Linked DNA regions of Homo sapiens: all the other regions are linked to region 3. A link is a loop called in an ENCODE intact Hi-C map of the cell type or tissue named here. Cell type or tissue: Caco-2. All regions are shown on one strand. Each heading gives the region's core, and the rest is flanking DNA. Links, peaks and the distances in the headings are about the cores only. Region 1 has its middle 46 kb from the start of FCRL5. Region 2 overlaps FCRL3 (Fc receptor like 3). Region 3 holds the start of LOC107985211 (a long non-coding RNA gene).

Region 1 (8,000 bases), core at 1-8,000, 330 kb before region 3:
TAAAATCTTTCTGATGTGAATGTTCTTTAATTATTTTCCAGAGAAATAAAAGCAAAGGGGTGATGTCCCCAGAGACACTCTTCCGGGTGGCTTATTGACAAAAGAACATATTTGCTTATAAGAAGGCTGTGAATAAATACAAATTTCGTGGGTGGGGCCCAGCATATCCTGCAGCTCTACATTTCTTGGCATCAGGCAGTTTAAGAGATTAAGGACTCTGATGAAAAGAGACAAAATGAGAGTGTTCAGGCTGCTGGGTGCCTCAGGGACGTGTCCTCCACGCCCGGCCTCAGCCTCCCTTCCCATCTCTCCACCATTGCTCTCGTCCATCTTATGTGTTTGTCCCACACCTCTGAACACCATGTCCACCTGTGTCTCCAAGTGGGGCACCACAGAGCAAACCCGATGGATAGATCTGGTCCAGAGGCGGCCTTGTGGCCATGTTGGTGGATGGAGGAGAGCTGGGGGAAGACATGGGAGAATAAGGCTTAGAGGCAGGTGCCCCTCACTTGCCTTCCTTCCATCTGACCAAGCAGTGCTCTTTGTCAGGGTCACTGTCACCTGGCCTCACCAAAAATAGAATGAGCTCTGCGTGGGAAGGGAAGAAGGAGGAGGTGCTGTGGCCATAACCATGGGGTAACAGGGGCGTAGGGAGGGTGAGGCAATAGCTCAGGAGGACCCTCCCCAGCTGGCCCAGGGACTCCAGGCCTCAGGCTTTGGGGTGTGAGAGTGGTCAGGGAGGGGTGAGTTGTTTAATTTTCAAGTCTTATTACTAGAGAAGGCCTTGAGGGCATCCACTTCTTGTACTTTTCTCATGCTTGGGCCCCTCCACAGCATCCCTGCTGAGACATCAGCCAGCCTATGCTGGAATGCTTCTGGGGCCAGGGAGCTCAGCACCTCACCTGGCCTGAAATCACTGAAGGTTAGAGCTAGAAGGGGCCCTTGAGACCCTCAGGCCCTGCTCATGCTCATGTTTCCTGTCACCCTTCTTGCACTCTGAAAGTGACCTCCCTGTCACTCTTACCCTTAAGGAGAGTCTGCCCCCTGTACTTATTAGCCAAACTGCCTCCTTCAGATGTCACCTTCAATAGCTAAACTGTGGGGCAAGGCAGTGTGGGAGCTCCTCCACGCTCCTCACTATCATTTGCAAATTCCTTCACTGAGTATGTGTTCTTATTTAGTATGAATTCATATTCAGTGCCTACAACTGAGAATTGTTGAGAAGTCATCAAGAAGACCCACCTTGCCACTATGCACATCCTCAGTTTTGCCTACAACTGAGAATTCTTATTCATATGTATTCATATTCTGTACCTACAACTGAGCCAGGTGCTTGCTGTACTAAGTACTTGGAATACACTGGTAAACAAGGCAAATAAAAAAAATTCTGCCCTCAAGGAGCTGACATTCTAGCAGGGGAAACAGACAGGGAACGCTAAACATGATAAGTATGTAACTTATGTCATGATTTAGAAGGTGGCATGCGCCATGAAAAAGAAGAAATAGAGCCAAATAGGAGGGTTAGGATGCCCAGAGGAGGCTGCAACAATAAAGAGTGGTCGAGGAAGTCCTCACAGAGACGGTGATCTGAACAAAGGCATGAAATGTTCCATGGCCATTTGGACAGCATACAGGAGTCAGAGGGAGGAGTGCCCCAAGAAGAGGACATAAAATAGGATCACACCCAACAAGTTTGGGGCTAGACAGCAGAGAGCCACGTGGAGGCAGGGGGGCCAGTTAGGAGACCACTACACCATCCAGGTGAGAGATTATGACAGTTGAGATGGGGTGATGGTGGTGGGGTCAGAAGTGATGGAATACTGGGCATATCTTGAAGCTAAAGTATCCAGAATTTTCTGATGGATGAAATGAAGATTCAAGAGAAAGAAAAGAATCAACATGATTCCAAAATACTTGGCCTGAGATTCTAGAAAGATGGCAGCTCCATCCTGAGGTGGAGAACACTGTAAGTGGAACAAGTTAGGGGAGAGGATCAGAAGTTTGGTTTTGAGCAATGGACATGCAGGTGGAGATGTCAAGGACACAGTCAGTGACAGAAGACTGGATTCAGGAGGGAGCTCTGGAGACGTACATGCCAGTCATTGGCATCGAGGATGGCATGAGGGCATTGAGGATGTGCATAGTGACGAGGTGGGCCTTCTTGACTACTTCAGAAATATGTCTTGTCTGCCAATTCAGGATGGCCAAATGAGCACACACCCCATTACTCCTCTCGCTTGCAAAATCCACCAAAATATTAGATTTATCATTTATTGGTCATTGTCCTAACAGTACTACATATATTGTCTCACTCCATCTCAAAATAACTTATAAGAGAGCTGCATTGTGCCCGTTTTACAGATGAAGATGCCACAGTGCTGAGATCCAGTTATCCAAGGCCACAGGACTAATATGAAGCAGTTTCAAACTCAGAAGGCCCACTCTTAATCACCATGTTATACTGATGTAGCACATGTTCCAGCAAATCTAAACTTTAGCAATAAAAATAAAATCTAAGAAAGAAAATGTCACAAGATCCATGAGAATGTAGTACTCAGGTGTCCCAGAAAAAATTCTAAGCTGACAGCTACACAGCTGCCCCAGAAAACAATGCATCCAAAAAGTCAGAGGACTTGGGGAAGATTGCTCCACTTCCACCAGAGGAAGTCACTTCCACTCCAGAAATTATAGAAATAAGAACACAGAATAAAGATTCTAAGCAGGTCTAAGTCAATTCTAAACAATCAGATGAGATATGTTATTCTTCAATAAAAATTACAGCAAATAGAATGACAATTAGAAATCCAGGGAAAACAAGACAGTCTAAGAAAGTCGTGGTTCAAATTTGAAGTAACTGAAGTGTGGGTAACTGGATAATTAATGGAGTGGAGAAAAGAGACCTTTATTCATAGAACATTCTCCTTTGAGTGCCCAAGGTTTAATTACATAGTATTTTATTTCCTTTTCCGTGGGCCTAATCACAGTACTTGGTTCTGCAGTGACTCGTGTTTACATAATAATAATGCCTTAAATACTGTTTAAGGGTTTTCAATTTTTAGAATCAACTTCAAGCACAGAACACTTAATTATGGCTACTTCAGTATTCAAATTCTATAAACACGTGCAACACAAAAGTGATATTATGGCTCACAGAACTCTGGAGGTGGAAAGCAGAGGAAAGTCTACATGCACTAACTTTGTGTATGTGTGTGTGTGTAGTGGAGAATCAATATAGACTTTTTCTAAAAATAATACATCAAAAAATTGAGATTTGGCTGGGTGCAGTGACTCACAGCTGTAATCCCAGCACTTTGGGATTGATTCACAAGGCCGGTGAATCATTTGAGCCAGGAGTTTGAGACCAGCCTGGTCAACATGGTACAACCCCGTCACTAATAAAAATACAAAAATTAGCCAGGCATGGTGGCATGCGCCTGTAATCCCAGCTACTCAGGAGGCTGAGGCAGGAGAATTGCTTGAACCCGGGGGGTGGAGGTTGCATTGAGCCGAAATTTCTCCACTGCACTCCAGCCTAGGCGAGAGAGTGAGACTCCGTCTCAAGAAAAAAAAAAAAAAAAAAAAAAAAAAGGGAAAAAAAAGAAAAAGAAAGAAATTGAAATTTAGGTCCTTTTTTTTAAAGCATAAATCTAGCCATTAGAAAAACCTAGTCATATTACAGATTGAAACCAGGAAGTAAAGGGGACAGGAAGACAGGAAAGCCCTATAATGCCCTAAATTCTTCATCTTTCCTACAATGTAGGTAATAGACACCATCTAGTATAGTTTGGATGTGTGTTCTTGCCCAAATCTCATTTTAAAATGTAATCCCCAGTGTCGGAGGTGGGGCGCAGTGGGAGGTGATTGGATCTCCGGGGCAGATTTCTCATGAATGGTTTAGCACCATCCCCCTTGGTAATGTCCTCACAATAGTGAGTTACTGTGAGATCTGGTTGTTTACAAGTGTGTGGCCCCTACCCCTGCACTCTCCCTCTCTCTCTTGCTCCCACTATGGCCATGTGATGCACCTGCTCCCAGGTTGCCTTCGGTCATGATGGTAAGTTTCCGGAAGCCTCCCAGAAGCTGAGCAGATGCCAGCGTCATGCCTCCTGTGCAGCCTGCAGAACCGTGAGCTATTAAACCTCTTTTCTTTATAAATTATCCAGTCTCAAACATGTCTTTATAGCAAGAGAGAATGGACTAACACACTATCTAAAGTGGATAAATCAAGGATTTCCATGTATTATCATGTTATTTATGTTTGTGTGCTGACCAGATAACTAAAAACAGAAAACGCTAATCACAGGAGTAAACCGAGCTACAGGGAGGAGAAACTTTACTTTTTATTGTATGTCTGTACCAGCTGTTTGAATTTTTAAACATGAGCACGTATCCTTTTGCCACGTATGTGCCTATTTAATGTGAAGCTGCGTCAGAGCCTTCTTGTTGCACATTGAACTCAAGTGCAGCCACAGTTCTAACAAATGGCCAATAGGTGTCACTAGGTCCCTGGGCTGTGCGGGGCTCTGAGCAGAGTAGCCAGGAGAGCTGACTGTTCTGTCTCTTTTGGACCCTGACAGGGAATGGGGCAAAGGGAGGCAGCAGCTGGAGGCCAGTGGCTTGCCAGCAGCAGAGCCGGCATTCGGCACACAGCTGCAGTTCTCAGGGCATGGGCAGCCCCAGATGGCACCACCACGGGGAAAATGTCCCGATGGAGGAGGTTCACAGAAGGCTGGGCTGGGCCAGCCTGCGTTAGGAGGGCAGAGACTGTGAGAAAGCAAAGGAAGCCAGTGAGAAAACAGAAACTGAAGCAGAGAGCAGTACTTGCATCAAGTGAGAGTGCCTGAGCCCACCTTCCCTAGATCCACCACGTGCCAACTTTGTGACTGCAGCAAGCTGCTCAGACCAGGAGAGCTGAGCACCTGGGAGTGGAATAATAGCAGTGCCCACCCTGCACAGCTCTGAAGACTAAAATATTCATAAACATTTTAGAAACTGCTTCTCAGTTTGGCAATTTCCTATAAAGTTAAGCATACACTTGCTGTACAACCCAGAAAATCCCCCCTAGGTTTTACCCAAATGAAATGAAAGCTGAGATTTACAGAAGAACCTATACAGTATATTTTTAGTAGTTTTGTTTATAGTCACCCAAAACTAGAAACAACCCAAATACCCCTTAATAGGGAAATGGATAAACAAATTGGACAAATTCTATACAATGGAATCCTATTCAGCAACTAAAAAAATGAACAAACTCCAGAAACACACAAGAACATGCGTTGCAGGACTTTTTCTTCTTTCAGCTAAAAATGGGGTTCTTTGTCCCACGGTCATGAAAATTCAGGCTCACAGACAATTTTAATGGTGAGTAAGACAAGTTTTTTTGGGTAAAGAGGAAGAAAAGGAGCAAACAGGGACTCTTGCAATGCCAGAGTCCCTGCTAGAGCACTTCCCGCCTGCCTTGGAATCCCAGGTTCCACACAGGAAGAGGAGGGGCCCAACTCCTCCCCACAAAGGGTGTGAACTTCTGTGGCTCCACCCCATTGTGCAGGCTGGTTGGAGTTTTTCCGGGGAGCCCTCTCCCGCCTGGCTGTCTCGTTCCCCTTTCTAAAGAAGTACATCAAACTTTTGTTAGATTAAGGATAAGGACGAAGACCCATTTTAACTGCTTCCTGCTGACAGGGGATGCTGTTTTGGGGAAACAACAGTCCGAGCTCCCTCAAAGGTCTATTTAAGGTTTCCCAGCAGAAGGGGACATTGTCAGAGGCTCCAGCTGCATGACTATTTGGAGTTTGATGGCCTGAAGGCAAGAAGAGACAAACTATGTTATTAGAAAACATGTATCCAAATGAAACAAGGGGAGGGTTAAGGACAGCTCAAAAATTCTGAGGCCTTTTACCAGTTTGCACAGGAAGAGGGAGGCCAAAAGCCCAACTGGTTAAAATACTTTACCCTTTTGCCAGCATGTTGGGCTTCTGGGTTCTCTTCCCCTGAGCCCAATCCTATGGCAGCCATTTTAAGGTTTGGGAAATTAACTCCTTCCAGTTTGTAGGATGCATCTGAAGGGAGTGTCTTGTAGTACAGAGACACAATTACCTATTAGTGAAGAGAGGACAGAGAAGGAGAAAGGAAAAAAAGAGGCACCTGTTAAAGGAGTCCCAGAGGTTCAGGATGCATTTGGAAGGGGTACAGACTGAAGATGAATGGCTACCCATCTAGAAAGAGGGGAGCAGACATCCCTGGCTCCCTTCTCTTCCTAGCAGATACCCGGGGATGTGACGGAGAGAAGGAAGAGTGTCCTCTTTCCTCTTCCGTCCTTGCATCCCCAAGTCCGGGCGACTTAGGCAGGTCTGGCGTGAGTGCAAAAGAGCTTTGCACCCATGAAGCAGGGGGCCCTTAGGGGTGGGAATCATCCACTCTTACCCATGTATGCCGTATCTCCCTTGCTGTTGGTAGCCTTGGAGTTCCCTAGATCTCATTTATGCCATGGACATTAACGTGGCCTTTATCCATGAAATAGCAAGCTCGGGGTTGGCTTAATCAGCAGAAATTAGCCACGCTCACCTGCGCTGTGCCTTTTAACCTTTGTAGCTGCCTGCCTCTGGATCTGTTAGATCCAGTTCTCTTTCTCTTTTTTTTCTTTTTTTTTTTTTTTTTTTTTTTTTTTAGACAGAGTCTTGCTCTCTCACCCAGGCTGGAGTGCAGTGGCAAGATCTCGGCTCACCTCAAGCTCTGCCTCCCAGGTTCACGCCATTCTCCTGCCTCAGCCTCCCGAGTAGCTGGGACTACAGGCACCCACCACCAAGCCTGGCTAATTTTTTGTATTTTTAGTAGAGATGGGGTTTCACCATGTTAGCCAGGATGGTCTCGATCTCCTGACCTCGTGATCCGCCCACCTCGGCCTCCCAAAGTGCTGGGATTACAGGCGTGAGCCACCATGCCCGGCCCAGTTCTCTTTCTTATAGCATTGACCTGAAGCTTGGAATTGAGTTTGGGACAAAAATGTTTCCCAGGGGGTTGCATGGACTCCTTATCATAAGCCAAATGCTAAGGTGCAACTGTGGAACTGAGTCCTCCTCCAACAAGGGAAAGAAAAGGATGTCTTGTGACACACCCAGATAACTGGTGGCTTCAGTTATGCTTGCTAGGATTTGGGTGCATGGTCCTTGGCTTTGGTTAGCTCCCTTGGTGTTACTTTCCCAAAAAAGAAACCTTCAAGTGATGGGCATCCTATTTATTCCCATCACCTGGCGGGATTTGCAGGATAATTGCTCAGAACTAGAATATCGATCCAGATTTCTACATTACCCATACCTCTTGTTCTTTCTGAGCTGTAGCTGGAGATTGCTGGTTGGTTCACAGGAACAAGCAGGGTTATCCTAAAATGTAGGCAAAAACTTACAAACAACTAGTGTGTTTAGAATTTAATGACAAATATATGATAAGCTTTGAAATATAATTTCTCTCTCTGTAGTCCTCATGTTTGTTAAAAAACAAATCATCATAGGACTGAGGGTTTGCAAAATAGACTTTGGTTTTATACTTGGCCTGATTATTTCCATAAAGTACAACAAGAATAATTATTTCTACATAGGCCTTTTGGATTGGACTTGATGGAATTCTGTTCCACAAGGCATCTCAGATAAGACCTTTTAAAGTTGAACCAACCCAGCCATGGGTTTGTATCCTCGAATACCTGTGAGTTGAGTGGTCCTCTCCTTTTAAGATCCCAAGATAAACTTGGAGCTCCTAGACCTGTTAGAAAGTCACATTCTTTACTGACCACAGGTCAGGAACCTTGTACAGAGACTGTGTAGGGGAGGGTGTGAGGCCACACTTCCATGAGGCTTTTATTGGTTCTGTAAGTCAAGCTTGACTCCTTAAAGGGAAGTATGCCCTTCCAGTCAAACCCTTGGTAGAATAACCATTTTTTCTAATTGGGTCCTGTTGCAAAAGAAAAACGGATTCTTCGTGCACTGATGAAAAAAACTATATTGCCATAA
Region 2 (11,369 bases), core at 3,002-11,001, 520 kb before region 3:
TGAGGAATGGAAGGGGAGTGTCTAAAGTCAAGCCACCAGGCAGAATGCCTGAGGGCCGGGTTAATGCAGGGATCCTAGGCAGAGTTGTAAGCAGACATGGGGATTGATGCACTGACCCCAGTGGGGAAAATAAAGAGATAGGGCAGCAGCATGATGCTGGATTGTCTATCCATCTACCTCCAAAGAATTGTGGGTGACCCAGGGGCCATCAGGCAAAAAGGGGTTCAAGTCTGGGATTCCTCTTTTGTGAAAAGACATGTGAAGATTTCTCAAGAACATTTTCTGGGAATTGGTTCACCCTTGTAGGGCAAGGAAGAATCAGGTATTTGGGGCCACATGGCAATGTGGGTGGGGGCCATTTGCAGGTGTGTATAGAACTGTGGCTCTTGCCTCATGGGTGGAAATGAAAGTGAAGGCAGAAACAGCAGGGGATAACCTGAGTGTGCTCCTGTGCTCTTTGCAGACTGGCTGATCCTGCAGGCTTTACATCCTGTCTTTGAAGGAGACAATGTCATTCTGAGATGTCAGGGGAAAGACAACAAAAACACTCATCAAAAGGTTTACTACAAGGATGGAAAACAGCTTCCTAATAGTTATAATTTAGAGAAGATCACAGTGAATTCAGTCTCCAGGGATAATAGCAAATATCATTGTACTGCTTATAGGAAGTTTTACATACTTGACATTGAAGTAACTTCAAAACCCCTAAATATCCAAGTTCAAGGTAATGGCTAGATTCCTGTGGATTACTGGGTTTGTTAGGGAAACTGGGGATAAAGGGAAGATGTTTATCAGTGGGAATTTCATAAAGAGTCTCCTATGGCTCAGCCATGGGAGGGAGATGGTTCCTTCTGCATGCTTCTCTATCTCCTGATGGCTGGTGCTGAGATGACAAATGCATCTCTCTAGGAACTCTGAGCCTCACCACCCTGGAGACTATGTTGTTTCTTTTCATTAGAGCTGTTTCTACATCCTGTGCTGAGAGCCAGCTCTTCCACGCCCATAGAGGGGAGTCCCATGACCCTGACCTGTGAGACCCAGCTCTCTCCACAGAGGCCAGATGTCCAGCTGCAATTCTCCCTCTTCAGAGATAGCCAGACCCTCGGATTGGGCTGGAGCAGGTCCCCCAGACTCCAGATCCCTGCCATGTGGACTGAAGACTCAGGGTCTTACTGGTGTGAGGTGGAGACAGTGACTCACAGCATCAAAAAAAGGAGCCTGAGATCTCAGATACGTGTACAGAGTGAGTGTCTAAGGGGCTGCTCTTCCAGAGTCAGAGCTGGGGAGAGGAAGGCCAGTGATATCTCCTGCACCCCTAGGATGGTGGACATAACAGAGAGGAGTGTCCAGCTATTCTGGTAATCTTCTCTCTTTAAGCTCAACGTTGGTCTAACAGCCCTAGAACATTTTCTTCCACTTGAGTCAGGTAATAGTAATTATTGATCAGTTACTGATTGCCCAACCCTATGGGGTTACAGAGATGTACAAGATCGGTTCTCTCATGAATCAAGAGACAACTAGAAGCACAACTGAACACATGCAGTTTTAAGAGGCCCCTGTGGTGCTTCCATTTGGTAACCTGAACTCACAACAAAATAGTCCGAAAAGGGGAAGATGAATATGAACTGTAATAGTCAGAGAAAGACATGGAGACATGGATGTAAATCTGGAGAAGTCTTGAAGAATAGGAGAAGGGTTTGGATTCTATTTTGATCTTCAAAACAGAGGATCTCCAGTGTTCTCTTTTATTTTGTGGTTTATTGATGCATCAAAGATTCCTTAGAGATAAATGCATATAAAATGTGACCAGAAAACATTGGATTTATGGAGATTATGGACTTGGTGCCCACATTTCTCAAGGATGGGAATGTTGTGGGAGTGAGAGGGATGTTGCTTCCTTTATAATCGTATACACAATTAATTTCTTATTTCCTACTTTGGGCTTCTGCCTGCTGCACCTGCTGCTATTGGCCTATTCATGGTAGCTCCAGCCTTCCCCTTGACCTTGATGTCCCTGCCATCAGGACCTTCACATGCCATCTTGTGTTCCCCCAGGAGTCCCTGTGTCTAATGTGAATCTAGAGATCCGGCCCACCGGAGGGCAGCTGATTGAAGGAGAAAATATGGTCCTTATTTGCTCAGTAGCCCAGGGTTCAGGGACTGTCACATTCTCCTGGCACAAAGAAGGAAGAGTAAGAAGCCTGGGTAGAAAGACCCAGCGTTCCCTGTTGGCAGAGCTGCATGTTCTCACCGTGAAGGAGAGTGATGCAGGGAGATACTACTGTGCAGCTGATAACGTTCACAGCCCCATCCTCAGCACGTGGATTCGAGTCACCGTGAGAAGTAAGTTCCGATTCCTTTCACACAGCCTCGAGTTGCAAGCCAGGGTTTAGGTTCTCTGTCAGCCACTAAGGTCTCCTAAAAGAGGCACGGGGAGGGAGGGAGGGGAGGGGGGTGGGGACAGAGAGAGAGAGAGGGGGAGAGAGAGAGAGAGAGATATTTAAAAGCTATCCAAGAAATGGAAAGATGGCAAAATAAGTTGAAGCACCTTACTTCTTGCGGGGAAGACTGAGTGGTGATGAAAACAAAACTACCCAAGATTACCTCTCACTGTTTTGGGGAAATGCTTCTGATTGTTAGATAAGAAAAATGTGATCAGTGGGGAAACAGAAACAATCAAGGGACAAGGGACATATCCATTGCTAGGCTCCTTGAGAGAGGTTGTGCATCTGTCACAACGTCAGAATCCTCTGACAGCCCTTTTGTCTCCTTCAGTTCCGGTATCTCACCCTGTCCTCACCTTCAGGGCTCCCAGGGCCCACACTGTGGTGGGGGACCTGCTGGAGCTTCACTGTGAGTCCCTGAGAGGCTCTCCCCCGATCCTGTACCGATTTTATCATGAGGATGTCACCCTGGGGAACAGCTCAGCCCCCTCTGGAGGAGGAGCCTCCTTCAACCTCTCTCTGACTGCAGAACATTCTGGAAACTACTCCTGTGATGCAGACAATGGCCTGGGGGCCCAGCACAGTCATGGAGTGAGTCTCAGGGTCACAGGTAAGCAAGATATACCCACAGCAGTTAACAGCCAATACAACAGATCATGTCTTCTCAGAAATAGCTCCACTGGGCTATTTGCTGGTTGATATCCCAATAGACTTCCCACTCTTTCTGACTCCACCTGGGAGTTCTGGGATTCTTCCTAGTGATTACACATTTAGTAACTTAGACCATTCCTTTTTTTAATTCCTCTGTAATTATCATCAACAGCCATCCATATACCCCATTCATTTTTTTTTCTGGTAGAGGCACGAAGGCTTACCAGAATACCAAACACGTGATGGGTCAGCAATTACTGACAAAGGAAAATGGCACAGAAAGCCTTTATTTCTGAATTCCTTTGCCCAGGAAAAAAATGACTGGATCATCCCTTGCCACAGTTTTCTGCCCCTATCTCAATCTAAATTCCCACTTGGCTCCCTGGATCATTAAAGTGTCTCTCTTCATGGATACCCACTTCTGTGGGTTCTCTGTCAGCCACTAGGATCACAGCAGCAGGCCTCTTTCATGGCCTCCAGATTCTAGTGACCTATCTAACCTTCTCACTTTTTTCAAATGCCTTCTGATTGGGTCTCATTTAATCTGATGTTCTCAGTATCCCCTAACAAAATTTTCCTTCAGCAGAGGCACCAGGGCATCTCGTATTTCCCATGTCCAGCCCCTAAGAACAATTAGCAATGTGCCCAATCATTTAGAAGAGAACCTCCAGTCCAAGTCATGGTTATCCCAAAGGGCTCAGCATTTGGAGGATGGGAGAGGGCACTGGGACCTAGGAGAAGATGGCAAAATAAGAGAGATATGGTAATAATTCCCAGTCACACAAACCCATACATTCTCTGGATTTTGCCATGGACTCTTGTTCTCCAATGATTCCAGACTATTAGAACACTTATGACATTTTGGTTAATAATAATCCTTCCTATAGGCCAAACTTGGGTAATGATTTAAGGAGGTATTAAAATCTGGGAATGCCAGACAGTGTGCTGAAACAGAGACTCGAGTCTTGAACAAGAAAATATCATTTGTTTAACCTTGAATAAGTCTTCTTACTAGTCTTGTGCTTATTTTCCTCCCTTATAAAGTAATTGAGTCAGCAAATCATGGGGGTATAAGAATTCTGGATCTCGCACCACTCTCCATCAAAAGTATTTAACACATACCCCACATATATGTATATTAATAACATATATTTGTGTGTTAATTATATACATGTACTACTGTATTAACTTAATGGGCACATTACAAAACAAACAGAAAAAATAGAAATTAAATAAGGGGCCGGGTGCAGTGGCTCATGCCTGTAATCCTAGCATTTTGGGAGGCCGAGGTGGGCAAATCACTTGAGCTTAGGAGTTTGAGACCAGCGTGGGCAATATGGAGAAACCCCTGTCTCTACAAAAAAATACAAAATTCAGTTGGGCATGGTGGCATGCGCCTGTACTCTCAGATACTTGGGAGGCTGAGGTGGGAGGACCACTTGAACCCAAGAGGTTGAGACTGCAGTGAGCCAAGATTGCACAACTGCACTCCAGCCTGGGCAACAGAGTGATACCATGTCAACGAAAGGAAGAAAGAAAGAAAGAGAGAGAGAGAGAGAGAAAGGAAGGAAGGAAGGGAGGAAGGAAGGAAGGAAGGAAGGAGAGAAAGAAAATGAAATAAACAATATTTTAAAATCTTTGATTTAGAATATTTGACTAAAATTATTATAATTGAATATGCTTCATTTACTTTGAAAATCTTAGTTTACTTATGGTGGTACAATTATTTGAGGTTTGGTTCTGAGTTTGGCCTTATTCCTATTAGTTTTAGTGTCTGTTACTGCTTAAAGCTTTATCTTACCAATATATCTACATCCAAGTGGAAGCAGATCATCACTGCTGCTCTTTCAATTCCATGATACTCATTTTTCAATCCCATAGTCTAACTATGCAAGGGTTTTCATTGAAATTTGGTTAATAAGTTTATGTTTTTGTTGATGTTCATTAGTTGTTCTTGTAAAGTAAGTAGGAAGTGCTGCATGTTGAATTTCCTTTTTTTTTTTTTTTTTTTTTGAGATGGAGTCTTACTCTGTTGCCCTGGCTGGAGTGCAGTTGCACTATCTCAGCTCACTGCAACCTCCACCTCCCAGGTTCAAGCGATTCTTCTGCCTCAGCCTCTCCAGTAGCTAGGATTACAGAGGCAGGCTACCACGCCCTGCAAATTTTGTATTTTTAGTAGAGACGGGTTTTCGTCATGTTGCCCAGGCTGGTCTCGAACTTCTGAGCTCAGGGAATCTACCCGCGACAGCCTCCCAAAGTGCTAGAATTACAGGCATGAGCCACCACGCCCAGCCACTGCATGTTGAATTTCTATCGAACATGTTTAAACTTTGGTTGCCATGTTCTGTTTCCATGGATTTTTAAAGGTGCAGATATAAATTTTTAAAGTTGACATACTTACATTTTCTGGTAATAAGACGACATAGAAATGTAAATATTTTTAAACAACTATTTTCCAAAATATTATCTCCATAGCATAAGTTTAGAAAAGCATTAGCAATATGAAATACTGTTAAAAGTCACTTTTTAAAGTGTTTGCTAAGTATTAACATTGTCAGTAGCCACTGATCACCAAAAAGTCAACAAAAATTAAATACTAATCTTTCTTCATGGAAAAACACGTAACGTATCTTTACATTTAATTCCTCTTTTTAGAACTTTGCCACAAAATAAGTGAACTTTCATGTGATACAAAAAGGTTTGAGGTCACTCCCCAATCTCATTACAAAGCATTGTAAATCTTTTATGATTTGGCCAGGCACAGTGGCTCATGCCTGTAATCCCAGCACTTTGGGAGGCCAAGGAAGGATTGCTTGAGCCCAAGAGTTTAGACCAGCCTGGGCAACATGGGGAAACCCTGTCTTTACTAAAAATACAAAAGAATAGCAAGGCGTGGTGGCATGATCCGGTAATCCCAGCTACTCTGGAGGCTGAAGAAGCAGGATCACTTGAGCCCAGGAGGTCAAGGCTTCAGTGAGTCATGATTGCACCACTGTACTCCAGGCTGGGCAACAGAGTGAGACCCTGTCTCAAAAAAACAAAAAAAGAATACAGAAATTAAATTAAAAAATAAAAAATATATTTTATGATTTAAATTAAAATAATCTGTAAAAACACTTAAGTAGCCAATTAAAAGGGCATTATGTTCCATATGCTGAGAGTTAACTAACAAGCCAAGGCACTGCTGTCCCACCCTCCGTGCCTGGGTGGCCCTGCCTTCATAAAAAACGCTGTCCTATCCCAATACACAGTGTGACATCTACCTGAGCAAGAGCACCACCATGAATATTAGTAAAGCTGAATATCTTTTTAAATTTCAAGCTCAAAAAGAAATACTCTTAAATGTTCTCATATTTTCTTCTTACACTTCAATCTGGTGTCTTATAGCCCATCTTGGAGACCACTTAAGTTGACAATAACCATGGTCTTTTTCAGTCTTCAAGTTCTTTGATTTTAGGGGAATATGCATTCAGAACCAGAGGTCCCATGAGCCCTAGAGGAGGGGATGCAAGAGGTTGGAAATCTCTCTTTCCAGAATACGAACACCCAGAGACATGAGTGAAAGGCACAGTGAGATCACAAAGCACCATACAAAAGACTCACCCCTGAGGCCCTCTGCATCCCGCCCAGGTCACTTCATATTTAGAGGCTATACAGAAGGGACAAATTCAAACCATCTGTTTCAATTTAGCAGGAACTCTACACTTCCAATATCAGGACTTGGCACCTCTATCCTGATGAGGCAGCTGGTGCTATCTTTCTTGCAGCCAGCAGATGGCTCATTTTCAAGTTTAATCATTGCCATTCAGTGAATAGTTTCCACATTCACACTCATTCCCTTTAGCCCATCTGCGATGGAAAGCAGAGCTTAAGATCCTTATCAAGTTACCCTTGCCAATAAAGCACACGGCTTATATCTAAAGCACTACACACAGATTGGTTCATCCAGTTTTCCTCACAACTTTGCAGAACCAGCAATCTTACAGTTAACATTCGATATTAAGGGCTTTCTATTCTTCCCACTATGCCATTTCTTTAATTGTTCATTAAAATAGAAATCATTGTTGCTAGAGCTATATCTGGATTTTTTTTGACAGTTTGGTTCACTTCAGTTTTCCATTCAATCATCAATTATTGAGCATAAATTTTATATGCCAGGCAAAGTTCCAACAGCTATAAATACAGCAACGAACAAACAGATAATTCTCCATCCTATTGGGGAATCATATAAAACAATGATGATAGATAGATACATACATACATACATACATACATACATACATACATAGACAGATGTCAGGTAGTGCTAAATGCTATGTAGAAAAATAAAGCAAGGTGATTAGGTAGAGAGTAATGGGTCCTGCCTTTAGATAGGTATGGAAGTCTCAGTCTTAGAGCTAAGATTCAGGTGTAGGAATTTTAGAAACCTTGATTTTAGCTATATTTTTATCAATAATAATAACCAATTTTTATAGTACTTTACATGCAATATGATTTTTATTACAATAGCTTGAGATATAATGTATCATTAACTCAGTTTTACAGAGGAATAAACTAAGACTTAGAGAAATTAAAAAGTTCTTAAAAAATCAAGCTTATAGAGCTAATAAAGGATAGAGACAGGATTGAAGCCCAGGTTCTCCAGAATCCAGGTGCATGTTCCCGCAACTCAACTATGCTGCATATTCCTTTATTAAGTTCTCTTGTATACCTACTTAAGTAAAACTGCCAGTGAACTATTTTTCCTCCCTCAGTTCCGGTGTCTCGCCCCGTCCTCACCCTCAGGGCTCCCGGGGCCCAGGCTGTGGTGGGGGACCTGCTGGAGCTTCACTGTGAGTCCCTGAGAGGCTCCTTCCCGATCCTGTACTGGTTTTATCACGAGGATGACACCTTGGGGAACATCTCGGCCCACTCTGGAGGAGGGGCATCCTTCAACCTCTCTCTGACTACAGAACATTCTGGAAACTACTCATGTGAGGCTGACAATGGCCTGGGGGCCCAGCACAGTAAAGTGGTGACACTCAATGTTACAGGTGTGTTAATAGTACCTGGGCTAGAGGTCACAGTTATGGTAAATAAAATAGTTATCTGACAGATTGTACAAATTCTACTAGCACCAAGGAGGTTTTGAACATGCACACGAAGGCTTGGGACTTCTGGAGATTGGTACTGATTTTATATGGGAGAGGGAAAGGAAATACATTTTAATCTTAGATGCTGGAGAATACCTTTCATATGCCATAGTTTTGAAAATTACAAATGATGCTACAGGAGGAATCAGAAACTGGAACACACTCACCCTACTTGCATGATTTTGTCTGTATCCAAAACCTGTGCCACTGAAACTCAAGTACAGCTCCCTCCACTCAGGAACTTCCAGGAACAGAACAGGCCTTACCGCTGCGGGAATCACGGGGCTGGTGCTCAGCATCCTCGTCCTTGCTGCTGCTGCTGCTCTGCTGCATTACGCCAGGGCCCGAAGGAAACCAGGTGGGTGTCTAGGTCCTACCTTGTGATGTGATTTTGCCGTTGCTATAATAATTTGAAGTTGTCTGGTGCACCCTATAAAGGTCAAGTATTCCCTTCCAAGTACTAGGCCCTCAGTTCCACTACTCACTGTCACTCTGTAGGCAATTGTAGCAAAAACAATAGAATAAACTTCTCAATAAAATTTTTACCTCATGTGTTTAATTTGAGATTTATATTAGGTAGCAGAGTTTTGCTTCCAATTAAAAATTAGAAAATTAATTAACTCATGTTCTATCTCCCTAAGAAAGTCCTTCATTTGTAACAAAAAATAAATAAATCATCATAGAGGTGACCATAAACTCCGAGATATATTTGAATGCCAGCTAAATGTAGTGAAATTGGATAAAATAAATAAAGAATGCCAAAAATGAGATTAAAAATTCAATTTCCGATTGTTGCTAGTGTATAGAAACACAACTAATTTTAATATTAATTTTATATCCTGAAATCTTGCTAGACTGACTTATTAGTTCAGTATCTCTTTTGCAGATTTCATCAGATGTTCTATATAGATGATCATGTTGTCTGCAAAGAAAGATAGTTTAACTCTTTCCTTTCCAATATTAATTTCTTTTACTTCTTGTTCTTGCTTAATTGCACTGGTTAGAACCTCCTGTACAATGCTGAGTGCAAGTGGTGAGAGAAAATATTCTTATCACATTCCAGATCTTAGGGGGAAAGTATTCAATCTCTCCCCATTACAGATTACTTTAGCCATGGGTTTTTTTCAATGCTGTTTATCTGGTGGAGGAAGTCCCTCCTATTCCTAATTTGCTGAGAGATTTTACACAAATAAATTTTTGTAAAATGATTTTTCTACATTTATTGAGATAGTAATGAGATTTTTTTTAGTCTATTGATAAGGTGAATTTTGAATGTCGAAGTAGCCTTATATTTCTGGGGTCAACCCAACTTGGTCATGACTGTTGATTTGATTTGCTAAAATTTTGCAAAGGATGTTTACGTCCATGTTTATGAGGAAAATTTGTTGTTAGCTTTCATTTCTAGAAATGTCTTTTTATGATTTGGTCTCAAAGGAATACTTACTCAGTTACCACTTCCAGAATTTTTCATTCCTTTTTATATAGCCATATTTTCACCTGGTATCAATTTTGTTCTGCCTGAAGGACCTTTTTTTTTTTTTTAACATTTCTTACAGTATGACTGCCTGCCAGTGAATTTGATTGATAATGTTTCTCAATTCCTCTATATCCTTACTGATTTTTTGTCTACCTGATCTATCAATTACTGAGATAGGGGAATTAAAATCTTTAACTGTAATTGTGAATTTATCCATTTCTTCTGCAATTCTATCAAGTTTTGCTTCCAGAATTTGGAATTGCTCATTATTAGGTGGATAAGTGTTAAGAATTTTCATGTTTTTGATGAATTATCCACTTTATCCTTATGAAATGACCCTCTGTATCCCTGGTTGAATCACTTACTGTGAAACAGTCTTTGTCTAATATTAATATGTTAATATAATTAGTGTTAGCATGTGATTTTTTTCCATCCTTTTGCTTTTAGCCTATTTGTACCCCTATATTTAAAGTTAATTTTTAATAGATAGCATGCAGCTAATTCTTGCCGGTTTTGTTTAGTTTAATATTGTAGTCTGCCTTTAAAATGAGGTGTTTAGACCATTTGCACTAGTGTAATTATTGATATGATTAGGTTTCATGTCTATTTTGCTATTTGCTTTCTATTTGTCACATCTATTTTTTGCTTTACTTTGACTTATTTTTGGAATAATTGATTTTTTAATTCTATTTTACTTCCTTTGTTAGTATAATAGCCATAACTTTTTAAAAATTTTCAACTTTTATTTTAGATGTAAGGGGTAAATGTGTGGATTGGTTACATGGTTATATTGCATGATATTGAGATTTGGGGTACAGATCCTGTCACCCAGATAGTAAGCATAGTACCCAATAGGTAGTTTTTCAACTCACACATTCCTCCCCATCTCCCCCATCTAGTAGTCCACAGTGTCTGTTGTTCCCATGTTTATGTCCATGTTTGCTCAATGTTTAGGTCCCACTTATAAGTGAGAACATGTGGTATTTGGTTTTCTGTTCTTGTGTTAGTTGGTTTATGATTATGGCCTCCAGTTAAATCTATGTTGCTGCAAAAGACATGATTTCATTTTTTTATGTCTGCGTAGTATTCCATGGTGTATATGTACCACATTTTCTTTATCCAGTCTACCACTGGTGGGCACCTAGATTGATACCATATCTTTGCTATTGTGAATAGTATGGCAATGAACATATGAGTGCATGTGTCTTTTTGACAGAATGATTTATTTTTTTGTGAGCGTATACCAATAACAGAATTACTAGGTTGAATGGTAGCTCTATTATAAGTTCTTTGAGAAATCTCCAAACCCCTTTCCACAGTGGTTAAACTAACTTAAATTCCCACCAACAGTGTATAAGCATTCCCTTTTCTCCTCAGCCTCACCAGCACCTATTGTTTTCTGACTTTTAAGTAATAGCCATTCTGACTGGTGTGAGATAGTATCTGATGGTGGTTTTGATTTCCATTTCTCTGGAGATTAGTGATGTTGAGCATTTTTTTATGTTTGTTGGCTGCTTGCTTGACTTCTTTTGAGAAGTGGCTGTTCATGTCCTTCACTTATATTTTAATGGGGTTATTTGGTTTTTGCTTGTTGATTTGTTTAAGTTCCTTACAGGTCTCAACATTAGACTTCTGTCAGATGCATAGTTTCCTAATATTTTCTCC
Region 3 (9,775 bases), core at 1,776-9,775:
ATGGCTGGATTGAACCATGACTTCCCCTGTAAGTTCCTCCCAGCCCTGCTCCTGCAGGACAGAGAGCTGCATACTCCCTCTGCCACAGCCTCAGCTGCCTTAAACTCTCCACCTCCTGCTGAGCCTCTTCTCTCCAGACCTAGATACACCACAACATCTGTGAGTTCCCCCTTCCGTTACCCTGGGGGAGCAGTATCATTTTCCTAACCCCAAGGCACCGCCTCCTTTTCCCCACCTGGTCTTCCCCGATGGCTGCACAGGCAGAACACCCCGAAGGCTGGAGCTGCAGGCCTGACCCCATGACCACCTCAAGGTAGGTTTCTGGGTATTAAATCCATTTAATGGATGTGAAACCCAAACCTCAGAGGGCTTATGAACCTGTGAAAGGTCACACAGCTAATCAAGGCACAGGGTCTGGACTCCTGACCACAAGCTCAGGACTCATCGCTGACATCACAGCCACTCTCCCATCCCACTGTGTGTCCCCAAGCACGTCACCTTGAGTGCACTCTGTGCTCTCACCCAGAACTGCTCCACAGATTCCCAGGAGAGAAGATATTCAAGACTGGTTTGATTCTCACTCCCCTACCTGGTAATGGGGAAGTTACTGCAAAAGGCAGTCCACAAGTTCTAGAGTTAGAATATCCTTCCTATGTGGAATCAAAATCTGGGCAGCTCATCTGCGCTCACCCTCAGGATCTCAGCGTGACGGGAACCAAGCCTGGCCGGGCTGCTCCCTCAGAGAACTAATTAGAGGAAGGGTCACTGAGTCACCCAGCCCAGAGGGCATCACAGGCAGGAGGGTGGTCCTGTGTCAGGACTCAGGCTGTGGAAGGAGGCAGACATGAAAGTGACAGCAAAGAGGGGAAGCCTGTCTATGGCCAATGAGATCTGATGCCTCCCTGAGATAGACCCAGAGCTGCAGTGAAGTCAATGACCAAGCACCTTCTTGGATCCACTGGGTTTTTTCTTGGAAACCAGGGCAGAACAGAGCCAAGACAGCAGGTGTGGGTGCAGGTGTGAAGGGTTAGACTGGGACGGAAAGAAAGTGGGGGACTATGAGACAGTAAAGTTGGACATTTTCAGAAGCATAGGGAGGCTTCATTGTGTCAAGCCCTGGCCAGGGATCAAACCAAGCTCAGGCAGATCTCTGAGGGCAAGCTGGCACATTCCCTTTATAAACAGGCTCATCCAACACCCATTATGCCCCTGACCTAGGATGCCTTCCTGTACTGCAGGAGATGAAAAGCTCAAAACTACATTTTTCAGACACATTTCAGCTGAGGTCCCACAGGTCATTTCACATACACAGAACTTTTACTGAGACTGAGTTACATGGGGGTGGAGGCAAGGTGCAGGCCATGTTTTGGGCAAGGAAGGCTGGCAGCAATGGCATGGTCACAACCAGCAGCTCCTGACCTCACTCTGTTGCCCAGGCTGGAGTGCAATGATGCAATCTCAGCTCACTGTAACCTCTGCCACCCGGGTTCAAGCAATTCTCCTGCCTCAGTCTCCCAAGTAGCTGGGATTACAGGTGCCCACCAGCAGGCCCAGCTAATTTTTGTATTTTTAGTAGAGACGGGGTTTCACCATGTTAGTCAGGCTAGTCTTGAACTCCTGACTTCAGGTGACCCATCTGCCTCAGCATCCCAAGGTGCTGGGATAATGGGCATGAGCCATCACGCCTAGCCCTGACCTTGCAGTTTTCTTTCTGTCCACGGCACAGGCGGCAGCTCTCTCCACAGCCCAATTCTGCATTGTGGCTCTGGACACCATTTCTGGAATCTCTGGCATGAGTTTGTTTCTTTCATTCTACCAAAAAATCATGGAACTAAAATGTATGTTTTCATAATACATTTTCTCCTAAAGAAAAAAGCTAAAGAGGATGCTGTCGTCTGCCACTAAAAGATGTAATGGAAAACGGAATATGAAATTCTCTATCTGACCTGTGTTGGTATGAAGGCCATAAGGAACTAATATATCTTATGTAATTTATTTACTATAACAAAAAAGAGAAAATGTCAAAAGCCTCACCATTCTTTGTGAGACAATTGGAAACTACCTTCACCTCATGAAGCTGAGCAGCCAGAGAAAAATATTCTGGGGGTCAGGAGCCCCCAAAGGCAGCTGATGAGAGGTCCTATGCTCAGGTCACTGAACTGGGCCCCTGTGTCCGTGGCAATGAGACAGGTGCCTGCCCTGAACTAAGTTCCATGGGGTAAGAATGGGGAGAGTCTGACCCATGGTCACATTGGGGCATGTCACCTGTGAGGGGCACATGGGTATCATTATGATCACTTTCTCATTTTACAGATGAGGAAACTGAGGTTGCAAAGAGATGAGCTGGTAAACCCAAGGTGTGGAAAGTGAGTAACTGGCCAGAGCCAGGCCTCGGACCAGGTCCCTGGCCTCCCAAACCAATGGTCTTTCCAAATTCAAGTCCCCTCTCAGTGAAGTGAGTCTGCCACACTAGGATGACTTCAGACCTTGAGGAGCCACACCAAGGGAGAGGGAGGCCAGGCCTGTCCCAGGCGGCATCTCACCTCCCTCATACCACCCCCAGGAAGAGGAACCAAGGCCTGTGGCTCCATATCCAGAGCCTCTGGGCCCCAAGGCAGCCCTGGACCAACCACAGCCACCTCCGTCTACACTCTGCCAGTCACAAACAGGCCTGCACTGCCTCACGCCCAGCACAGCCCTGCACACATGCTGGCCTGAAAAGCCTCGGTGGTCTCACTGGGGACCCTCATACTCTAAGGTGGAGGTGGCCAGCCCTGCCCTCCTCCCTCGGGGCTCATGGTCTCATTTCACAAGGTGTTTTCATCCTAGTCTTCGCCACCTCAATCATGCCAACTACGTTACCTTTTGAACCTGGGAAAGGCCCCACTGATGGAGAGACAGCTTGGGCCTATGGTAGGGCCAGCTCCCGCCCAACGTCAGTGTGTTGGTGACATTCGCACTCCAACCACAGCAGACAGGTGCCTTTCTGCAGGACTTCCTTTATCTCAAGAGTTCCTTCTCAGTTCTTGGTTTCCAGAATCTCTCTTTCATCCAGCAGAGGAGGAGGACAGGCCACATCACCCAGTCCAACCTCCAAACCCACCAGGGACTCAGGTCACAGCTGCTCCACCCCCCAGGGAAGCCTGTGGTCTCTGCAGATCCCAACTGCAACCCCAGAACGTGCCCACAGACCTTTGAGCCCCCTCTCGATGGGGCACAGAGGAAAGGGAGAGCCCAGCAGGAGCTGTTCACTGGGAAAACAACTCCTCATTTACAGGGGTTAGCCCCATTCCTTATGGACCACAGAAGGATGCCCCGTCAGCCTCCAGTCTGCCCACCTGCACCCAGTGCCTGAGTAAGAGCCTTCCCTGCCATCCCCTATCAAACGTCTGCTGCCCCTTCCACATGCAGCTCACCTGGCCCTGGGGAGCCGTCCCCGACCTGCCCCAGGTGAATTAGGTGCTCTGGGCTCTCCCAGCACTCTTAGCTGTTGTCCATGAAGACCCTGAGGGTGTCATGTATGCTCTGGAACAAGACAAGCAGCTTCCATCTAGGCTACAGGCGGCAGCCTGCTCTGATTGTCATGCAGCACATATTTACTGAGCACACCTGAGCCTGGCACTGGAGGAGACTTCCCTTCCTGTCCAGTCACCACCTGCTGCTGTCACTGAGCCCCTAGGTGGTTTCAAAGAGAGCACAGCCTCACTCAGCACCTCCCCTTCTGACAGACATCTCAGCCCACAAGGGGCCCACGTTCTGTGGTAAAATGAAGGAGAGCTCCTCTCCCTTAAATGTTCTCAGGCAGCCCTGAGCAGTCAGGTGTGTGCTATTGTTCCATAGCTGACACAGCAGCCCACCCTGGCTGTGTGGTGCCCACCTCCTTAGGAGCCTGCAGGGCTCCAGCTCAGGGCTGGGCCCCAAGACACACTCCAGCATCAGCCATCTTGCTTGCCAGAGGAGGCGCATCAAATGCAGGTTGAACTTCTCAAATGCAGTTATTTGCCCTCAGCAAAAAAATATGAGAGGCGGGAAAATATCCATTTAAATGTGCAGCAATTCTACTCAGATCCCAAAGTAAGTATGACATGGGAGCCGCAAATCCATGGTGCCCCTGGTCCATCTCTCTGCTCTCGCCTGCCTCTCAGATGTGCACCTTCTGCTGCCTGGTGGGCAGCAGTGAGCAGGTAGCAGTTTAACCACTGGCTCCACAGGAGGAAAAAGCCCTGGTTTCTAGTAATTGCTAATTTCCATGGTGTAAATATTCCCACTCTGTCTAATTACAACCACCAACATCATGACTATGAACACAGATTTGGGAGGAGATGCACAAAACCAGCTCACAAGCCGGCTCCAGCTGGCTCCAGCACACACTGTCTGTGAGTGGATCTAATAATTAAATATGCAGGACACATTTTTCATATAGCATGGCCCCTCAACACCAGCCAACCATTTCATCGGGAAGAAAACACAGCCTCTTCCCAAGCAGAAGGAGAAACTTGCTGAGGGATGGAATGTTGGTCTCCAGTAGAGCAGCACTCTAGGGGATCCACACAGCAGATTGTAACTGTAATTGATTTCCACCTCAGAACCCAATTCTTCCCATCAATCACCAAAGCTAAGGCTTGGTTACTCCTCACCCAGCCTCCTCCTTCACTGCTGGGCTGTCCCAGCCTAAAACTCACGTGGGGTCCCCACTGTCCACTTCCCCACAAGACTGTGTAGTCTGAGGGCACAGAAAGGCTTTTCCTTTGGGAGCCCAGCATGCTTGGAGACAGGACTTGGAATCCAACTGGACGTTGATTCCATTCCTGCTTCTACCGCTAAGCTCTGTCATCCAGCAGATCCTCAATGGCCTCATCTGGAAAATGAGATAATACCTCCTCTGCAGGGTTGCTGGGAGGACTAAATAGATAGAAGAAAGCCCCACACACAGCACAACACACAACAGGGCAACTCCGACTCCCTCCCCTCCCCTCCCCTATTCTTCCCCGGAGAAACAGGGCTGAGCCATAGTCGGGCAATGTCGCCACTTAGTGGCTGTGCTCAGAATTGCCCAAAAGACCAACAGTTCCTGGATTTGAGGAAAACAGGGAAAGCACTTAGGGAAGAGGTGTTGAGTTTCTGAGAAGCCATTTGGCATTATGGAAAGTGACTGGGTACCGGCATCTGGAAAACCAGGTTCAGGTCCCAGCCTTGCCAAATATTAGCTGTTTGATCCTAATCAAATTATGTAACTTCTCTAAGCATCAGTTTCATCATGTGTAAAATGGGGACGATAATTTTAACCTCAGATTAATGCTCGGAAAGCGTTTGTTGCCCTTATCTTGCTCCTGATGCTCTTCCAGCCCTCTCTCCCCATCCTGATAAACATCACCTTCCTGGTTCCTGACCCCCCATTAGCTCCCCAGGGCCACAGCTTCTCATCCCTGTTTTCAGGAGCACTAATTCCCCCAAGACACTACCTCTCAGAGAGAGATTTTCAAAGTCCACCGTCTTATCCTCATTGCTTCAGGCTCAAAAACTTTACATTCTTACAAATTTAATAATTCCTAGTGACACATTCATGGTGACAAAATTAAGTCGAGATTATATACAAAGCAGAATGCCAAGTCTCTCATTTACAATAAAAGTCACCCATCTCTGGGAACAGGTACCAAGCCAGAGAATCAGGACACCCTCTTCCCATTAACAAAGTCTCTTCCCAACCACAAGGGCTGTTGCTGGACACAGACTCCGAGATGGTCACGGTGAGAGACTGTTTGTCCCACATTCAGGAACATCCCGAGACTCCCTAACCCCGGCTTCAAACACCTCCCTGGTTGGCAGATGCCTGTGACCCTCGTCCCGAGGACACGCGCCCACCAGCCTCGCTTCCGCGCTGACCAGCACCTTCCAGGTATCAAGCCCTCCCCACATGGGCCGAAGCCTTAGTCAGCTGGCCTGGGAAAGCCCAGGCTTTAGAACTGCACAGAATTGGGTCTGAATCTCATTTCCCACTTATTACCTTAGTGACCCTGGACAGATTGCTGAACTTGCCTGAGCCTGTGAGCTCATCACAATGGGGCACAAGCACCCACTTCAGGGAGTGTCTGCGTTGAGTAAGTGAGGCCCTGTGCGTGCCCAGTGAGGTGCCCGGCAGATGTTCAGCCAATGATCCTATTTCATTCCAAACCCCGCATCTAGGAGATCCTTCCTCCTTTGTGAAGGTGCTGGATTTACCACCAGGCCAGAGTCCAGGGCGCCCCCTCGTGGCTCTGCGTTTACCAAATTTTATTTCAGAATAAAATTATTGGCCGGCTCGTTGGCTCACACCTGTAATTCCAGCACTTTAGGAGGCAGAGGCGGGAGGACTGCTTGAGGCCAGGAGTTCAAGACCAGCCTGGGCAACAGAGCAAGACCCTGTCCTTCCTAAAATTTTTAAATTAAAAAAAAAAACCTCTCCTTGAGGATAGGAGACACCTGAGGAGAGATACCCCCACTAATTCCTCAGCCATCTCACTTTTGTATTTTAAAATAGGAGCCACTAAAATCCATTTACAATGAAAGAAAAATGTAAATGTATATCTATAAGGCATTTTTCCCTCCGTAAACACAGTAGATTCTTCACTCATCAGAATGAAATGTCATTAAACCTAAGCAAATGGATAAGCAGAGTAAATTATACATTTCTATCTAAAAGACTGGAACAAACAGGTCCATTTATCAGAATCTAAGCAATAAAGCAGCATCCCCACCCCAATCTAGGAAAAATATCTACTGCTAATTGCTCTGCCTGGGTGTTCCTGTATTTGGGCTTAAATTAGTTTTGAGCCATCTCCTAAAGCAGTCTCTACAAAAAGCCAAAATCTGTTCTTCTAACATAATATGTGCAGGTGTCCAACAGGCCTTATGGGCCTCAGACATCTGCTTAGGTGTTTCCTGGCCTAGGGGCCCCCGGCCATATATCAGACAGTTGACATTTATTAAGCACTTACTATGTGCCAGGGGCTGAGGCTACACACTTGATATGCATCTCATGAATCCTCAAACAACTCTATTATTTCTTTTCTTCTTTTTTCTTTTACAAACCCTTGTGTCAAGGGCTGAGTTTCAATAGATCACAGCAAGGGAGCTGCTCTGCTATGTACAAAACCCCAAACATTATGATCATTATGTCTACTTCACAGGTGAGAAAGTGAGGCTTAGAGAAGCAGTGATTTGTCCAACATCCTAGACAGATAAATAACAGTAAGGATTCAAACCTAGGTCACTCTGGCCCCAAAGCGCTTGTTCTTGTCCTACACTCCCAATACAATCTTGATTGCTTTTCTCAACGCACCTTTACAATAACATCTGCACTAGGACAACTATTACTGAGCTTGTCCAGTAGCAAACAACAGACTCTATGTTTTCTTTGCTGAATTCATTAACTTTTTCATATTTTGGGAGGACCAAATAACATTTCCTTCAGTGGCTTTTACTTCAGCCACTCTCATTCCCTTCTAAAGATGTTTGTGATGAATTTCTGACCCATCTGTGCCCTTAAAGTCTGCTCATGTCCAACAAAGCAGGCAAATGATAAGACCTTATGGACTTAGGTGGCATCTGTGTCTGTAGATGGAAAATCCCCCTCTCCACTCCTACTGCTCGAAACCAAGCACACTTTGTGTCTAGATCTTGGTTTCTAAAGCCAATCCCTGCAAAAAGAACTAGACCTTTTTGGAGAAATGGCTGATTGTTGATTCTGGGACTGAAACAAAATATACAATGTGAGCTCAGAGCGTCCTGTAGTGCCAGAACCAGAACGTAAGGAAGTGCTGAACAACAACAAAAAGACACGACAGGAGCCTGCTACAGAGCAGCCAATGGCCACAATGGGAAACTATTTGAGCCACAAAATAAAGTAGTATTGATTAATAACCCAAAATATAAAATAAATATCAATGAGTTCCTATGATATCAATGCATAATTGAATGAATCAATAATTGGACGAGAAGAAAGAATCTCCTGTGGAGAATAATTCCAAACCTTATGAAGATACTCCACCCTTAAGAAGGCGACACCTAACTCTCACTCCTGCAGTGTGGGCTCCATGGAATGACTTTTTCCAAGGCATACAATATGTAAAGGAAGGGGAAAGGGTAAATTGACAGTGGATGAACCTGCCAAACACGATCTTTGACAGGTGATCAACATCAACATAAGATTAAGTCCTGTTGATAGTATGTACTGTGATAAAACGTGATGAAAATGGTGTTTCTTCTGTGGTCTTCCTCCCAAAAACCAAGACCCAAAATCCAAGTCTCATCATGAGAGAAACATCAGGCAAATCCCAATTGAGGAACATTCTTCAAAACACACGACCAGTACCCCTCACGAAAGTCAGCGAAAACAAGGAAAGTCTGAGTAGCTGTCACAGCCCAGAGGAGCCTACAGAGATGTGTAGGGTGGGATCTGGGAACAGAAAAGGACATCGCGTAAAAACTAAGGATGTCTGAAGAAAGTATGGACTTGAGTTCATAAGAATGTATCCATATCGGTTCATTAATTGTAACAGATGTTAATAGCATAAGATGTTGATAAAAGGTGAAACTAGGTGTGGAGTCTGTGGGACTCTCGGTACTATCTGCCTAATTTTTCTGTAATGTAAAACTTTTATAAAATATAAAGTTTATTTTATTTAAAGTGCTGCCACTCCTAGGCCCATGTTCCTTCTTATTACCACAGTTCGTGACAGATACTCAGGCATGTCCAGACATCATTTCCACAGAGGCCGGCCAGGTCTGTGTGTGAGGCTTCTCCCCTCTCTTACCCAGGAGCTCTCGTTCCAAATAAAACCCTGTTCCCACTGCTGACTTACAAAAGCAGAACTGAAAATTGATCGGGCTCTGTTTGGAGTCTCGGTTCACAGGGGCTGACTCCACATCCATTCCTCAGATACTCACTGAGCACAGCCTCTGTGCCAGGCACAGCCAGGGGACCAGGATGAGCGCGGCGTGAGTGCTCCTGCCTACACCATGTGCAGTCAAGTGTGGGAGAGGTGTTAAACAGGGAAACGGGCAAGGGCCAAGGAAGTTCTCTGGGCCGTCTTTCCTAAGGGCCCTAATTCCATCCATGAGGCTCTGCCCTCATGACCTAATCACCTCCCAAAGTTGCCTCCAAAAGCCATCTCATCAGGGATTAGGTTTCAACCTATGAAAGAAGGGAGGATACAAACACTCGGTCTACAGCAATTAGCAAACTTTCAGTTCTCTTATATATTAAATGGCCATTTGTATTTCTTGAGTCTTCAGTCTTTCCCCATTGTTCTAGGGCGCTGTTAATCTTTTCCTTATTCATTTGTAAGAGCTTTGGTATATTAGAAATTAGCTGTCTGCCCTATGTGTTCAGAACACTCTTTTCTTTGTTTATTCCTTCCTCATCCCCCCATCAGGGGCTTTGAATGGCTCTAGCAAGCCGACTTTGAGTTTAGGGTGGGCCAGGTGATGACGATGTGTGGGAAGGACATGCATCAGGTGGCACAGTGCCTCGTCTTAAGCATCTGCTTCTCCCCAGGGACTAGCAGGACCCTGTCACTTTTGTGGTGCTCAGCTGTATGGGGAACTGTATAGGGAAGCCACATTTTGCAGGAAGACAGCAAGAAGTGGTCAGGGAATCTGTTCAGTGAGTCGGGGGGCTGTTGGCCCACAAGACAGGCACATGTCACAGCTTCAAGAGGAGGAGGCTCCTATGAAGTATCTTGCCCTGGAATGTGCAGCATTGTCTGCACAGCTGCTGGGAGCCTCCAATTACTGT

What was found. Hi-C counts contacts between places; a loop is a spot of excess contacts. Peaks named below come from ENCODE experiments on the same cell type or tissue, not always from the same donor. Only the 100,000 strongest peaks of a DNase experiment are listed, where the experiment ranks them.
Region 1: a loop joins it to region 3, with 4 times the contacts of the local background. A loop is called at or near these places in 32 of 110 quality-filtered maps.
Region 2: it touches region 3 in a loop (17-fold over the local background); 2 of 110 quality-filtered maps call a loop at or near these places.

What each region holds. Positions count from the first base shown.
Region 1 is chr1:157,502,339-157,510,338 of GRCh38, reverse strand. No RefSeq gene overlaps it. Among named protein-coding and RNA genes, the nearest start is that of FCRL5, 46 kb to the left of the region's middle. RefSeq lists an enhancer at 4,542-4,781. In Caco-2, for the core only: a CTCF peak has its summit at 4,497 (motif pointing right); DNase peaks (open chromatin) are centred at 4,518 and 7,838.
Region 2 is chr1:157,687,014-157,698,382 of GRCh38, reverse strand. FCRL3 (Fc receptor like 3) reads left to right here. Exons shown (of 15, transcript NM_052939.4): 5 at 464-724; 6 at 959-1,243; 7 at 2,056-2,343; 8 at 2,776-3,054; 9 at 7,850-8,128; 10 at 8,466-8,585. FCRL3-AS1 (FCRL3 antisense RNA 1) reads right to left here and starts at 2,954. Exons shown (of 2, transcript NR_199044.1): 1 at 2,801-2,954; 2 at 1,739-2,418. In Caco-2, for the core only: a CTCF peak has its summit at 6,873 (motif pointing right); no DNase peak of the experiment used is centred there.
Region 3 is chr1:157,167,385-157,177,159 of GRCh38, reverse strand. LOC107985211 (a long non-coding RNA gene) reads right to left here and starts at 3,669. Exons shown (of 4, transcript XR_007066653.1): 1 at 3,417-3,669. RefSeq lists an enhancer at 3,878-4,379. In Caco-2, for the core only: CTCF peaks have their summits at 4,867 and 5,081; a DNase peak (open chromatin) is centred at 6,234.